Linked DNA regions of Mus musculus: region 1 is linked to region 2. The links are chromatin loops, found by intact Hi-C in ENCODE. Cell type or tissue: gastrocnemius. All regions are shown on one strand. Links, peaks and the distances in the headings refer to the core of each region. The heading gives the core; the rest is flanking DNA. Region 1 overlaps Sema4f (sema domain, immunoglobulin domain (Ig), TM domain, and short cytoplasmic domain). Region 2 overlaps M1ap (meiosis 1 associated protein).

Region 1 (8,335 bases), core at 272-8,271, 54 kb before region 2:
GCTTTTGGTTGTTTGATGTTTTACCACAGCAACAGAAAAGCAACTAAGTCAGTCAGCCTGCGAGACAGAGGATTCCCAGCAGCCATGACTCAGCGCTGTGGAACCGGGGCAGCTGGAGCCTTGTGAGTTTCTGCAGGAGTGAGTACACACTAGTTCTTGCCATGACTCAGCGAGCCAGGTCAGCGATGGTCACACAGACTCACTCAGTTAATATTGTTGACGTCTCTGTAGGGCACGTCTTAGGCACTGTGCATCTAGGATTATGCTAAACGGCTATGGTGCGGGACAATATGAAGTACAGACTTAGTAAGAAGGAAAATAACTCTAACAGAATAAACAAGCCAAAAAGAGGAAATGCACATTAATGATAAATGCTATGCTGAGAAGGATGTGTAGGTAGTGTTGTAGGTTAAATATGAAATGGCTCCCACAGGCTCGCACTTGTTTGCCACTTGGTGGTGCTGTTTGCAAAGGTTATAGAACGTTTAGGTTTGGAGCCTTGTTGGAGGAAGTTAATCACTGGGGACCAGGCCTCTGTCTCTCTGTTTCTCTCTCTGCCTGTCTCTGTCTGTCTGTCTCTGCCTGTCTCTGTTTCTCTGTCTCTCTCTGTGTGTATTTGTATCTGTCTGTCTGTCTGTCTGTCTGTCTGTCTGTCTGTCTGTCTGTCTCTCTTTCTCTCCCCTCTCTGTGAGGGTGAAACATGGTTGCTCTGCTTCCTGACTGCCAGGCCATCCTCATTTTCCTGCCGCCATACTTCCTCACCTTAATGGACTGTGTTCCCAGTAAGCTCCCCTCCCCTGCTAAGTTGCTTTTGGTCAGGGTCTTTTATCCCAGCAACAGACAAGCACGCATCTATACTGTGTGATCAGGGTGGTCCTCATTCTGGAAGTGATACTTAAAATAAAGCCTAAATAGCCAGAAGAAGCCAGGCTTTCCACCAATAATGAGCTTAATTGGCATATGGTAGGAAAAGCCTTATCGTGTCCACAATGAGTGCCCACCTTGAGTGAGAGGGAAGAAAAAAATAAAAATAAATAAAAAATAAAAAGTAATATATATGTAAAAAAAAAAAAAACTTAAGTAAGAACAACAGTTCTAAATTAGAAGGAAGGGTTGGAATTTCTCCTGGGTGTCATAAGAAGCCATTAGAAAACTTTAACTTGAAAGGAACATATTTAGCATTAATTTTTGAAAGATCACTGTCTACATCTAAATACCTTTAGTAAACTACAACTGGTGTTTTGTTTGTTTGTTCTGTTTTTGTCTTTTTTATCCAACTTCCTTATGTCCATTCTTCTGATAATGTAATCTTTCCCTCCCTGGACACGTATGTGACTTAGGCTTGGCCAATCACAGTATCCCATTTCCTTGGACACACTCATTGGTGCAATGGAGTCATGTGATATGAGCAGAGCTGTCCTTGTGATTCTTGGTTTACGCTGAAAAAGTAGTTTTGGCTTCTAAGATCTGTGGCTGAAAGGATGTGGAAGCAGCCATATTTCTTTTTCTCTTTAACATTCATTTATTTTGTGTATGTGTGCATGTATGTGCATGCACATGTGTGCCAAAGCACACATGTAGAGGTCAGAGGACAACTTGAGTCAGTTCTCCTGCCACGTGGGTTCTGGAGATCAAAGCCAGCAGCACGTGCCTTTGCTCATGAAGTCATCTCAGCAGCAGCCACCTTTTCTGCTTCTTTGAGTGGGGCCATTTACAGCAAGAAAGAAAGAAATCAGGCAAGACAAGCAAAGATGACAGACAGGCAGACAGACAGACTCCCTCTAACCCTGAATCCTAATTCCAGGGGCTGGGACCTTGACTCCTAAAGTCCTTTGTGCAGTCCTGAGGGTATCTTATTCCTGACTTCTCTACTAAGTGAGCCATGAATTTCTCCATTTACTGAACTGTTAGCCTTCTTAAAGGCATGCCAGTGTATACCTGTAATCCCAAGACTTTGGGGAACTGAGGCAGGAGAATCACAAATTCTGGGCTAGTCTGGGCTACATAGTAAGTTCAAGACCAGTCTGAACTATGTAGTAAGACCCTGTCTTGAAAAAAAAAATCCTTACTTCAGAATCTCCTTCTTAGCTGGAGTGTGTGTATGTGTGCATGTGTTTTCAATCTCTTTTTTCCTGGAGTAAAATCCACGTCCATCTTGGAAGTGGAATAGCACAAAGACTTAGTACATGTGTCCCTTCCATAGAGAAGCAAAGATGACATCAGTGGCTCCTGGTTTAGCAGAAGGAAACTCTGGCTATCAACATCACTCAACATGTATAAGACTAGAGGGCTGGAAAGATGACTCAGCAACTAAGGCACCTGCTACTCTTTCAGAAGGTCTGAGTTCAGTTTCCAAAACACACATCAAGCAACTCACAACTGCCTCTAACTTTAGCTTCGGGGATCCATTGCCCTCTTTTGGCCTCTTGAGGTAGCGGCACTCACGTATACATACGTTAACATACACATATACACATAATTTTTTAAAAAAATAAATCGCAGATTTGAGTAAAGCCTAAATATGGGTGGTTAAGACCCATCCTGAGATGATCGAAGATCAGATGTTGGTGAAGGCTTGTCCACCTTCCACTGCATGGGGTGCACAGTGAGTGCCTGCCATGGTGATCACGTGGTTCGGCTATGATAAAGCAACAGCTACAATAACCACGCCCGCTGCTCTGGGTAATGCTTTATTGTTCATACGTTTCCTCGTTTGATCCTTGCAGCAACCCTGAGGTAGGTATATCCCCACTTTACAGATGAATAACCAATGTCCCTAGGTTAGACTACGTGCCAAAGATCCTACTCAAAGCCACTGGTAACTCCAAACCCAAGGGGACTCTTGAGTAATTCACAGGCTGCTGTCAAGGAAAGTAGAACAGAAACTTCAACTGGAAAGGGCTGCATCCTCACCGGGGTTCGAGGTCCCTCACCAGGGATGGACGAGGCACATTCACAGGCCAAGAGCAGGACGGAGCAGATGCAGCGCACACAGGAATAACGAAGCAAGAAAGGAGGCGATGGTGTCTTCAAGCACGTGCAGAGCCTAGCTTCACTAGCTTCCGAGGAGGACTGGAGAGAGGTGGGATCTCCAGCAGCAGTGTGTCCAGGGACTGGCCTCAGGCAGCAGGCCAGGGAGGAACTGCCTCACAGCAACACCTCCTCCATTTATGTGGCCCAAGTGTGGTGACTATGGACCATGGTCCTTTAACCTCATTAAGGCCTTGAGAATCTGATGAAAGCCATCACACACACACACACACACACACACACACACACACACACACGCACGCACGCACACATGCCACACATGGACAGACATTTCTTTGCATACAATTTCAGGGAGTCCTGCTAGGGGACTCCTGCTTTAGGGCAAGGGTGAAAGTCACTGAGGCAAATCTTCTTGAACCTGCTTGTAATTTCCTACACACTTTTCTGGGTTCCTTTTGTCATCCCTCAATAGCTAGAATGTTGTGAAGTTCATTTTAAATGGAAGCCAAGGAAAGAGGGCTCAGCCTCCACTCCAGCCAGGGAAAAAGCAGCGGTGGCACGGCAGTGGTGGCAGCCAGAGGAGAAAGATGAGGAGAAGGACGGGGCCACGTGTCCTGCTGCCCTTCCCACCAGAAGGTCACTTTGGGAACTTTGCTCAAAGTTGAAGAAGCGCTGTGGGGTGATGGGGTCGTGTGGTTTCCCTCACTGGCTACCGAGGGTAAAGTTGTCCCCCGTTCCAACCTTCCTCTCCGACCCCCCAAAAGCACCTAGGCACCGGCCCTGTCATCCACACACACCTGGACAGGTCTTCGAGGCACACCAGTGTATAGACACACACTCTTCAAGGGACAAAGGGAAACTGAGTTGGGAGAGATCTCAAGGCAGTCCGGGGATCATGCGCTCCCCAGAGTCAGCAAACTGGAAAATCATCATACAGGCACCACACGGATGCAGGGCACACGCGCTCCAACCACCCCGCAGTGCTCCCTCTTTCCGGGGGCCCACCATAAGCAAATCAGAGCCTGTGTCCTTGCTCCACCCCACAAGCTGATGATGGGCCCAAGACAAGAGGCCATAGCAGAGGGCTACAGGGTTGATCTCTCATGAGAATCAGGAATCAGGCAAAGGTCTGGCCCTCAGCTCATCCAGGTCCAGAGGACAGACACTGACGTGTGATCACACAGACTCCAAGAGAATGGAGCAGCCATGATCGTCTCCCAGGTTCAGTGACCCTGGTCTTCGTAGCCGCTAGTTCCAGAGATTGCTCATGGCTGGCAGTCATTTTCCTGGCTTTAGATAGACGTCTCATCGCACGTGGCCAGAGGAGCCCCAGTGAGCCGGATGTGGGCTGGGCTCGGGCAAGAATCCAGCAGGAAGGGTGGAGGGAAGCCACCAAAACCACTGCCCCGCTTACCCAGGGCCAGGGGCAGCCGTTCATCTTCAGGTGAAGGAGAGGGAGGGTCTTGGCTATAGCTTGTGGTCCCAGAAGGTGGAGCCCCCAGATCTAAGCCCACCTTGTCTCTAGCTAGAAGCTCCCTCTGTCGCCGCCGCTGCTGACGGCGACCAATCAGGAGGAGAGTGAGAGATGCTGCTAGAACACCCAGGAAAAAGCCAACCAGCCCAGCCCCCACAACGGTGTGGGCCCGGTTTGCGGGCCCCCTCTGGCTGCCCCACACCAAGCTATAAGCAGCCACCACACGGGCGGCTCCACCCTCCTGACACTCGCAAGCATAAGCCCCCATGGCCCCTGGGGTCACCACCACCTCTAGCCCATCCCTTCGTGGGGTGAGCGAAGTCACTCCACTGGGCTGGTGCCACACACAGGATGCCCAGGCAGAACTGGGGGAGCACGGCAGGACCACGTGGCCCACCGTAGCCACTGGAACTTCAAACACTACCGGATGTTCTGTGGAGAGAAGGCAAAGACACAAAAGACATGAAGCTATAGGCAGGAAGTAGGATGGGGGCATATGGAGAGATGTCATATATAAGATATGTAGGGACATTGCCAAAAGGGATTCCCAAAAATGGAAAGGCCCTGGGTCCTGGGTCCTGGGTCCTGGACTGCCATGTCTTCATGGGATCAAGTCTTTTGAATGAGACAAAAAAGATCAACTCTCTAGCCCCTTTCTATACATTCCACCCGCATTTCTCTGAGCCATACAAACCTCCAGGTTCTTTTGGACACAAAGAAGAGACATCTGCTGACTCTATGTCTTGAACCATCCTACAGAGAAGAGAATATCTGGTAAACCTAGTGTTCCAATGTGCTTGCACCTTCCTCAGACCCTCACAGTACCATGGTACTCAGCCCCACGGTACTCCCACTACCACAGTACTTGGTTACCACAGTACTCAGTTATCACAGTACTTGGTTGCCACAGTATTCAGTTAACAAAGTACTCAGTTAACACAGTACTAAGTTATCACAGTACTCAGTTATCATAGTACTTGGTTACCACAGTACTCAGTTATCACAGTACTTGGTTGCCACAGTATTCAGTTAACAAAGTACTCAGTTAACACAGTACTAAGTTATCACAGTACTCAGTTATCATAGTATTTGGTTATTACAGTACTTGGTTACCACAGTACTCAGTTATCATAGTACTTGGTTGTCACAGTATTCAGTTAACAAAGTACTCAGTTAACACAGTACTCAGTTATCATAGTATTTGGTTATCACAGTACTTGGTTACCACAGTACTTAGTTATCACAGTACTTGGTTGTCACAGTATTCAGTTAACAAAGTACTCAGTTAACACAGTACTAAGTTATCACAGTACTCAGTTATCATAGTATTTGGTTACCACAGTACTCAGTTAACACAGTACTTAGTTATCACAGTACTCGGTTATCACAGTCCTGACTCCAGAACCCATCATGTTAGAAATCACTCCTGGAGTTAGTCAGCATTCACCCCTCCACCAAATCTTTCCTTAATGTACCTCAAGGCTTTTCCCTGTCAAGTATCCACATATTCCTAGCTGACAATCTGTTGGAAACGTGCTTGGTGGGTATCCCCTAAGAGGCAGGGAAATCTGAGAAGTGAAACTGCTGTCCATGGCTACAGGGTGCCCTCTCCTTTACACCTGAAGGCTTGGGGGAGGGGCTGTGAGTCGTGGTAAACAAGATTGCCATGCAAGCATGAGGCCCTGCCGTAAACCTGCAGCACCCAGGTAAAAGGCTGGGTGTGAGGCCAGGCTGGTGGCCTGCCATGGGCTTCAAAACGGAAAATCCTAGTGTTACAATGAAAAAGAATTTTGCAAGCACCTGGCCAAAACTATTCCACTAAGAGAATTTAAATTAACAGCTGAGACTAGCTCAGGGGAGGGGGCCTCCCGACCCTCACAGACCTAGGTTTGGATTAGGCACTAATCGTGACGCCTATAATCTCAGTGTGTGGGAAGATGAGGCAGGAGAGATCACTATGAATTTGAGGCCAGCCCGGGTTCTACAGATTAGGGTGAGCTCTAGGCCAGTGTGGGCTACAGATTAAGACATTATCACAGTATTTTTTTTAATTAAAATATATTTATAAAGCAAATAAGCCTACGAGTATTGATGGTATTATTTGAATCTTGAATTATACAGGTTAAGTATATGCAAATGAGGAAACTGAAACATCACTGTATATTTGATAACACTAAAAAGTTAAGGATTGGGTATGGCTACATAAGTATTACCTATTATGTAACATGATTATTTTGTGTGTGTATATTTATGTTTGTGTGTGTGAACGTGGACATACGTGTGTGTGTGTGTGTGTGTTGAGCCCAGAGGACAGTCTTCATTCTGTACTGAGTGACAATCTGTCATTCCTCAGGCAGCCTGCACCTTTTCCCCACCTCAGTGCACTACAAGGGTGCAATTCCCTCAGAGGCCAGAAGAGGGCACTGGAGCCCCTGGAACGGTGAGCCATCCTGTAGGTGGGAAGAATTGAACCTGAGTCTTCTGGAAGAACAAGCAGTGCTCTTAACTGCTGACCCATGTCTCTCTCCAGCACCCTTTTCTTTTGTTTTAGTGTCCTTGTATGCCACAGATACTCAAAGATTTATGAATAAAATAACATGATATCTAAGAAAGATTTGCTTCAAAATAACTGACAGCGAAGTCATTAAAAACAGTGTTGGTCAGGCAGCAGTGGTGGAAGGGGTGGAGATACACAAATTTATCATTTTAGTCACATTTATTCATTCATCGTACTTTTAAATATTTAAGATTTCCAAGGATAAGATCTTTTTAGGAGATTTCTTATGTGACAAGAGAGTCATTCTGAATTATTCAGAGTGAGGGAGGGACGTCAGGGTTTGCTTCCGTGTGGTATATTTTTAAGGTCACCTCTGAGAGGCAAATGGATGGCAGGAGCCCAGAATTAGGAGACCCCAGTGAGAAGTGACTGGGTTGGGGATAGCTCAGTGGAAACAGTGCCTGCTGTACAAACCTGATTAAGTGAATTTGGTTCCCCAGAACCGGCCTCAAAGTTGGCCACAGTAGGACAGGTATCTCACAAGTCCCTGTGCAGCCCTATCGCCTGATGAAGAGACAAAAGAAACTAGAAGCTTGAGGGCAGCTAGCTTGAATACAAAATAGTGAGCCACAGACAGACCTTGTCTCAAAGTGTAAGAAAACTAGCAGGGATTGTCCTCTGTCCTCTGACACACAAGCTGAGGCAATGACATACACTTGCCAGTCCTCATGTATACACATACACACACCTTACATAAATATACATCATACATACACACATATCATATACAAACACACACATACATATACACTCTAATACATCACACATACATACACACACGCACGCACACCACGCTGGCTTGGTGGCAGTGGAGGTGGAGGAAGCCAGTGGAGCAATGATCCACTTCGGAGCTGGAGTCACTATCATCCGAGGTACAATGTGTGCAATGCCCGGTCTAGCATTAATTAGACAGCACCAGACGGGCAGACAGATGAGTTAACATGAGCTAACCGACGGGCAGGCAAGAGATGCGGCTCCAAACAAGAAGCCACACACAGAGGGAATGGCATCGGCAGATGAGACAGCCATATGGGAGGGCGGAGTCCAGGAGGGCGGGCAGGCAAGAGAGCAAAGCAAAGCAGCCCCACTCACCCACGGTGCTCGCCTGCATGGGCCACACAAGCATCGAGCCGGAAGCTCCAGGCACACACGGGATCCTGGGCCAGGATACATTCTGAGCAGCTCTGGAGACGGCCACAGTTGCTGGTGTTCACTTGTGTCACCTCAGTATGGGAGCCCACCAGAAGCCAATCCTGTAGAAATGGAGCGAGAGAGAAAATGTGCTCATCGTCCAGACCAGACCGTTAACTGGC
Region 2 (8,335 bases), core at 331-8,330:
ATGGCTCAGGCTAGCTTCAAACCTGTGGCGACTCTGATTCATTCCTCAGAGTGCTGGGATTGCAGTTGTGCATCACCACACCCAGCTTTCCCACTTTTTTTTTTCTTCTTCAGAATGTTTGAGAGCTAAATGTATTGACAGAGATGAAGACACTGTTGAGTGAACCCCAGACAAAAAGTTTTGATGGCTTTGTAAGGTTGGGGTTAAAGAAAGCAGAAGGAAGGCTAAGGGTAGAAAAGACTGAGTTAGAATAGAGAAAGGGGTATTCAAGTTTCCCTGTCCTCTCATAAAGAAGTCTTGGAAGAAGCACTTGAGGAGAACCTCATTATAGGCCTTAGAGACCTAGGAATGAAGCTGTCGAGAGATAAGGAGACAAATATCCCAAGAACAGGACATGCCAGGGCAACCTGAGTCCTTGGCCATGTCCTTCAGAAACTGAAGTGAATTGGCTGCACACCAGAGTCACTTTTCTACTGCCACCATGAAACCTTCCAGGTAAAGCCTTTTAATTGCCTATAGTCAGTCCTGGAAAAAAAAAAGTCACCCATAGGACTCCTCAGTGGTAACTCAGAAGTAATGACAAGCCAAATTTTCCTAACTGTAGAACAGTAAAGTCAGTGCTAGTTAGAAGTTCAAGGAAATGGCAGGAGTGACTATCATTGTGTATACAAACAATGCAGTCTATAAGGAAAAGAGGCCCTTAAATCCATTTTCACTGAACTATATAGACATCTGACATTTTCTGTCCACAGAGTCACCCAAAATGTAAATGTAGAAAGACAGCATATGGTGGATCATTTCTAGGATGGACCCAAGATTACCCTCACATTTAATTTTTTAGTATCATCAAATCTGAACCTGTTATAAGGACTCATGACAGAGAATTCATAATTAAAATATTAGAATTCCTTTTATAGCCATTGTGACATGAATATAAATAATTCTAACCCAAATGATTAATTTCCCCCTCAAAGGAGGATTCCAGAAGAATGTCCTTCCTGTGACACTCTTCCTAATTCTTTAAAATTTTTCATTATAAAGAATTTATTGAAATTAATCTACATTGAGGTGTTAGGGTTCACCTAACTTTGGTTTACCTATAGTGTTATTTCCTCATCCTTAGTAGCTGATATTCAAAAGGAATCATGTCAAAGCAACAAATAACAGAGATAAAGGTGAGTTCTAAGAAAGATGCTGTGGTAGACTATAACTGAGTGCAATGGGAGAGGGAGAATAAGACAAAGAAATAGAGTAATTCTGTCATGTGGCAAATCAAATACTTCTAAAGTTTAAAGGAATCGCATAAACATAGAGTTATGAAGATAAAAACCCAAACAGGCTCACATATTCCTAGTTGTGACAATAAAAGCATACAGAAAAAGGGCAAATAAAAATGCACAATATAGTGATTTTTCTTTCCCAAAAGTTGTAAAACAGAAAGTACTGGGGCTGGAGAGATGGCTCACAAGTTAAGAGTATGTACTGCTCTTTGAGAGAACCTGAATTCAGTGACCAGCATCCATATTAGACAACTCACAACTGCCTGTAACTTCAGTTCAGGGAATCTACGGGCACTTACAGTCACGAGTATATAACCACAGACACCTACACACGTACATACTATCTTACTTTGGGTTTTATTGCTGTGAAGAGTCACCATGACCATAGCAACGCTTATAAAGAAAAAACATTTGATTAGGGCTGGCTTACAGGTTCAACACCAAGCAACAAAGAGACCCGGACTCAAAACAAGGAGGAAGGCAAGGAAGAGACTCTAGGCTTTCCTCTGACTTCCACAAACCCACATGAAATGTCTCCATTTGTGCACATGTACACACATACACACACACACACGCACACACACGCGCACACACACACACACACACACGCACGCACATGTACATACAATCACACACATACATGCATACTCCGCACAAATAAATCTTTTAGGCTATATTTACGGTCTGATTTCGCTTATTTCTTGAATAGGTTTTTTTTTTATTTCCCTATCTAGATTTTTCATTTTCTCTGTGTCAGAATTGATGTCTAATTTCTTGTGCCTTCAGGCCCCCCTCCCTGAGACTTAAAGAGGAACATATAAAAGCAAAGTAAGAAAGGCGAGACAGCCTGACTTAAACAGTCTTTTTGCCCTGGCAGTATTACAGCTCAAACTCATGGATTTTATAAGCATGTCAAGTATCATTTATTTCTGCTTTTGGGTCATGTCTTAGTCACCTTTCTATTGCTGTGAAGTGACACCATGACCATGGCAACTCTTATAAGAGAAAACATTTAACTAGGGGCTTGCTTACAGTTTCAGAGGCTTAGTTCATTATCAACATGGCAGAGAGCATGGCGGCAGGAACAGCAGACCTTTTGCTGGATGTAGTTGAAAACTACATCCTCTTTGGTTGGTGGCTTAGTCTCTGGGAGCTCCCAGAGGTTCAGGTTAGCTGACACTGTTGGTCTTCCTATGGGGTTGTCATCCCCTTCAGTTCCTTCAATCCTGCCCCTAACTTGTCTATAGGAATCCCTGACCTTAGTCCAATGCTTGGCTATAAGTATCTGCATCTGTCTCATTCATCTGCTAGTAGAACCTCTCATAGGACAGCCATGTTAGGCTCCTGTCTGCAAGCACAACATAGTATCAGTGATAGAACATATATGGGCTAGTCCAAAGCACCCCCTTTCCTGCACATATGTATCGGAGAATTGCTCTGTGTGGCCTCAGTGGGAGAGGATGAGCCTAATCTTGTAGAGACTGGATGCCTCAGGGAAGGGGGATTTGGAGATGGGGTGGATGGGAAGAACTCTGTGAGGGGGGGCAGGGAGGGGCAACATTTGGGATATAAATTAATAAAAATGAATAAATAATTTTTAAAAACCTTAATCCTGATCCACAGGCAAAGAGAGTGAGACTGGGTCTGGCATGGTCTTTTGAAACCTCAAAGCCCACACCCAGTGACGCACCTCTTCCTAAAAAGTCACACCCCCTAAGCCTTCTAATCCTACCAGACAATTCCACTCCCTGGTGACTAAACATGCAAATATATGAACCTCTGGGGGCCATTCTTATTCAAAGGTTTTTTCCTCCTTCCTTACCTTACTGATTCTTGGAATTACTTCAAATAATGTCTCAGATCTTTAGCACACATTCTTTTTAATTCATACATCCGTACAAGTATCATTGAACTAGAATCAGATTAAATTACATTGCTTCCTTAAGAATCTGTCTTTAGTTACAAACTATAGAAATGATCCCTGATACTCACAGGAGGAAATATGGAGACAAAGTGTGGAGCAGAGACTGATGGAAAGGCCATCCAAAGACTGCCCCACCTGCGGATCCATCCCATATAGAGCCATCAAACCCGAACTTTATTGTGGATGCTGGGAAGTGCTTGCTGACAGAAGCCTGATAACGGCTGTCTCCTGAGAGGCTCTACCAGAGCCTGACAAATACAGAGGAGGAAGCGCGCAGCTAACCATTGGACTGAGCTTGGGGATCCCCGATGGAGGAGTTGGAGAAGGGACTGAAGGAACTGAGGGAGTTTGCAGCCTCATGGAGGGAGCAACAGAGCTCCCGGGGACTGGGCCATCAACCAAAGAATACACATGGAGCAACCCATGGTGCTGGCCACATATGTGGCAGAAGATGACCTTGTTGGACATCAGTGGGAGGAGAGGCCCTTGGACCTGAGGGTGTTCAGTCCCCCAGTGTAGAGGAATGCCAGGGCCAAGAAGCAGGAGTGGTGGGTTGGTGAGCAGAGGGAGGGGGAGGGGATAGGGGGTTTTTGGAGGGGAAACCAGAAAAGGGGATAACATTTGAAATGTAAATAAAGAAAATATCTAATAGAAAAAAAAGAAAGAAAGAAAATACCCAAGGGGGGAAAAAGAACACTTGCAAAAAGAAAAAAAAGAGGAGGAGGAAGAGGAGGAGGAGGAGGAAGAGAAGGAAGAGGAGGAAGAGGAGGAGGAGAAGGAAGAGGAGAACTGGTCTTTATAAAGGATGGTGAGGAGAACCATGAGGTCACTTCACTTGTCCGGGGTTTACTTGTTGGCTCCTTAAATTAAGTGAGATTCTCTTCTTCACTGAAATGCCCCTGAGGAATGGATTCAATAGATCCTTATCAATTATAAAATGAGAGACCACATCACAATTCTTGTTTCAGGAGAAACATTTTTTGTTGTTGTTTGAAAGATTGTCAATATATAGCTCCAAATACCTTGAACTCTAATAATAGCCTGAACTCTCAGTCCTCCAGCCTCAGCTTCTTGAATGCTGTAATACCAAGCTAGGGAAACATCATTCTTAAACAGAGAATCTCTTAGTGACAGACTAAGAAACCCAGATAGTATCTAAAGTTAGCCCTCTTAGACTTCCAGTTTGAAGATCACCTAAAGTAAAACTATAGTCATGGCCTGGACACATGGCTCAGCAGTTAAGAGCACTTGTTGCTCTTTCAGAGGACCCAGACTTGGCTCTCAGCTCCCACACAGTGACTCACAACTTCAGATCCAGGAAATCTGGTGCTCTCTTACAGCCTCTGAAGGCACCAGGCACACACATGGTGCACATTTTAGGTGCAGAGCACTCATACACCTAAAGTAGTTGCAAAGACCTTTCACTGAACGTGTAACTGAATTATCACGTTTCCTTCCCTGTTTCTGATAAATCCACAGCATCTAGGATTTTTAGCTGCATTCTTCCTTCTGATTTAGAGAAATTTTAGTGCAATACTTAGAACATGATTGACATTCTGTATGTGTCAGTCAGACATACATGGTTTTAGGAAGGAGAGGAACTCCTAAGGAGTTACTGATGAAATAAAACTGCCAATTAGTCAAAGCCTGAGTGTTTCGTAGTTTTGTATCTATTGATATGATAAACATCATGACCAAAAACATTTTGGGAAGAGAAGGGTTTATTTGGCTTACACATCCTAATCAGTCTATGACTGAGGGAAATCAGGTCAGAATTCAAGCAGGAGGAGGGACCACTGAGGAAAGATCCTCACTGGCTTGCTCCCCATTGCTTGCTCAGCCTGATTTCTTATACAACTCAGAACTCCCGACTCAGGGTTAATCAAGAAAATGTCCCCACAGACAAGCTAACCGGCCAATCTAATGGAGGCAATTCCATGACTGATGTTTCTTCTTCCCAGGTGACTCTAGTCTATGTCAATTTGACAGAAGCTAACCAGCATACTGGGTTCCTAAAGCTTTGTGTCTTTGCTTCACTTTCTCTCTGCAGCAAGTGAGAGGGAACTTCATTAGGCTGCAGGCCTGCATCTCGGAGCTTCGAATGTTACAGGTAGAAGGTTGTCACAGACCACCTCACGCCTTACTACCCCTGGCAATAGAAGATGGGCTCCAGCAGTTCAAACAGTACAGCAGTCACATGGCCTCAAGTGCTGCTCAGCCCTGGACTTCCCTGGAGGTAAGAGATGCTGCTTTTTAGGACGTGAAGTCATCTCCCCACCCCCATCTCTGTAGTGTTACAGTATTTATTAACCTTATGTTGTTCTGTTTTATATACATTGAATATCATTTTTAAGATGAGATGTTCAGCTAACATTATTTTTCTATCCCATTACCATTTTCTTTTCTCCTAAATTCTTTTTCTTTTCTTGGTGAGTACGTGTGTGTGTGTGTGTGTGTGTGTGTGTGTGTGTGTGTGTGTGTGAGAGAGAGAGAGAGAGAGAGAGAGAGAGAGAGAGAGAGACCCCAGACCTAGAGTTACATGCAGTTGTAAGTTTCCCAATCAAGTACTGGGAAAGAACACCAGTAAATGTATTTTATTTTTAAATTCTTACTTTATTTTCAATTATGTGTATGTGGGTATATGCATGTGTGTGCAGGTGCCTGCAGAGACTAGAAGCACTGGGGCCCCTGAAGCTGGGGTTATAGGCAATAATGAGCTGTCTGCTGTGGGTGCTGGGAACCAAACCCGGGCCCTCAAGAAGAACAGTACAGGTTCAGAACCACGGAACCATCTCTCCTGCTCCAACAAGTGCTCTTAACTGCTGCCACCATGTCCTCAGTGTCACCTACTCAGCTCTTAATATGCAGAAGGGCATCAAGAGAAACTGGAAAACAGGGACCAAAGTGAACTCTAAGGAAAAACTGAAATAAAAATGAAATGTAAATACACCTGCCCAGGACATTTGGAGTTTGCAGGGTAAATGTTAAGTTCCCTAAATTGGCTCTGTTTTCTATCTATCTGGGTACCCTTAAAGCCAGACAGGGAGGTTCACACCTGTAATCTCGGCACATAGGAGATTGAGGCAAGGCTAAACCAGCACGGGCTATGTGGTTCCAGGCCAGGCTAGGTTACTGAGTCAAATCTTATCTCAAAAAAGAGCCCAAAATAAAGAAAAAAATTGTAATTGTCTTTAATCAAAATTTTACCCAAATTTACTAAATTTTCTCTGGGATTAGCGAATGTCAAAGTTGATGCTATTCTGATGCCATGCTGAGACAATCATAAAAATATAGATAAGTTATGGGTGGATACTCCACGGGTACATTCGTGTGTGTGGGTTAAAATATTTGAGGGACCTCTGGCTGCAGACAGAAGAGTTGGAAAATAATTGTGTTAATTTCCCATTGCCATTTTCACACGCTAGGAAGGTGGAAGTTGCCACTTTGTCCCAACAATTATGAAAACACTTGCAAAGTCAACAATTCCCTTTAGATGCCTAGGAGAGGCAAGGTTACAACACAGGGCAAACAGCTGCCTCCAGAATCAGACAGACTCACAGCACACTAAAGCAAAACCTCCATGGCAACCACTGCTTGGGTAGGAAAACCCAAACATTAGTAAACGGCTAAAAGCTAAGTCTCAACATTTAAAACTCCAAGGGACGTCCTAAGGCCTCACACACTTCTGTGAGCTCCAAGTCTAAGAGTTCAACCAGACCCTTAAGAGGAAATTCCCTTATGACTCAAACCTGGATGGCAAGGGGGTGGGGCAGGAGAGAACAGGCATTCTGAAATACACTCAACGGTTCTTTTTCATAAGTTCTGTGGCCAGGAGAAACTAGTTAAACAGAACCTAGGGTTTGAACTGACCTAACTCACCTGAAGGACAAGAGAGAGCAAACTCAAGCTAATTACAGCCTTCCACATAGAGAGGAATGATCAACTCCAGCCCAATCGAGTCCCCATGCTCTAACCCACTCCAGCCCAGTCAAGTGCCCATGCTCCAACCCAAGGGGAAGAACACACTGAGAAACACTGTGGAGTTTGTATTTGAGTAGCAGCTTCTCTTGAAGACTAGGAACAAATAATCACATATCAATATTATTTTACGAACTTGTTTTGGGGGCTGATGAGTTGATTGAGTGGGTAAGAGCACTTGCTGTTCTAGCAAAGGACCCAAGTTCAATTCCCAGCACCCATATAGAAGCTCATCACCTTCTCAGACACCAGTCACACATGTGGTGCCCAGATGCTCTCGCAGGTGAAACACCCACACACATAAAATCATAAAAATAAATCTTAAAAAATGTTTAAAAACTTGATTACGCGAGATTTTAAAAACTTATTACTCTTATTATTTGAATAGAAAATAATAATAGTAGAGAATGTGTCCTTTCACACAAATACCACATTTGTAAAGGCCAATTACAATAACATCTTTGACCCAGTGGAACCCGTCTATCACAGAAGATGACAAGCGGAATAAAAGGCAAGACACACCATTTGAAGTTAGAATAGGTATTAGACCCAGTCATGGCAGGTATGCTAGAATTATCTGACTGTAGAATCTATTTGTTTGTGTGTGTGTGTGTGTGTGTGTGTGTGTGTGTATTTGTATGTTATTTATTTTTGAGACAAAGTCACACTATGTAGCCCTGGATGACCTGGAACCTACAATGTAGACAAGGCTGTGCTCATATTTTTGGAAATCTTCTTACCTCTGCCTTCCAAGTGTTGGCATTATAATCATGTACCAACATACCTGGCACTTGACTGTAGAATTTAGAGAACAAGGATTGATAGCTAGCAGAGAACAGGGCACGGTGACACATCCCTATAATTCACGGCAGTCGTGGCAGATCCACAGAGCCACCACAAACCAACCTGATCTAAGCAGAGGCAGCTTGAGGCCTGGGAGGACAACCATTTCGAGCTAAAATGGCAAACAGTAGCCCAGGCATAACCACATCAGAGCCTTAGAGTTTAATCCAAGCTGAGGCTCCCAGCACTGGGGACAAAGTATCTCCATGAGTTCAGGCCAACTTCATCTACATAATGAGTTACAGGCCATCCAGATCTAAATTGTCAGACTATCTCCAAAACAAACAAACAAACAAACAAATCAGAAATC

The links. Peaks named below come from ENCODE experiments on the same cell type or tissue, not always from the same donor. Only the 100,000 strongest peaks of a DNase experiment are listed, where the experiment ranks them.
Region 1: a loop joins it to region 2, with 6 times the contacts of the local background. A loop is called at or near these places in 34 of 42 quality-filtered maps.

The regions. Positions count from the first base shown.
Region 1 is chr6:82,909,208-82,917,542 of GRCm38, forward strand. Sema4f (sema domain, immunoglobulin domain (Ig), TM domain, and short cytoplasmic domain) reads right to left here. Exons shown (of 14, transcript NM_011350.4): 12 at 8,115-8,275; 13 at 5,160-5,218; 14 at 2,678-4,897. The coding sequence ends at 4,284. Among named protein-coding and RNA genes, the nearest start is that of Sema4f, 26 kb to the right of the region's middle. In gastrocnemius, for the core only: CTCF peaks have their summits at 453 (motif pointing right) and 6,873 (motif pointing right); DNase peaks (open chromatin) are centred at 504, 4,328, 6,152, 6,875 and 2 more places; H3K4me3 peaks cover 165 bases.
Region 2 is chr6:82,962,713-82,971,047 of GRCm38, forward strand. M1ap (meiosis 1 associated protein) reads left to right here. Exons shown (of 10, transcript NM_033079.2): 3 at 5,255-5,440. Among named protein-coding and RNA genes, the nearest start is that of M1ap, 20 kb to the left of the region's middle. In gastrocnemius, for the core only: no CTCF peak of the experiment used is centred there; no DNase peak of the experiment used is centred there.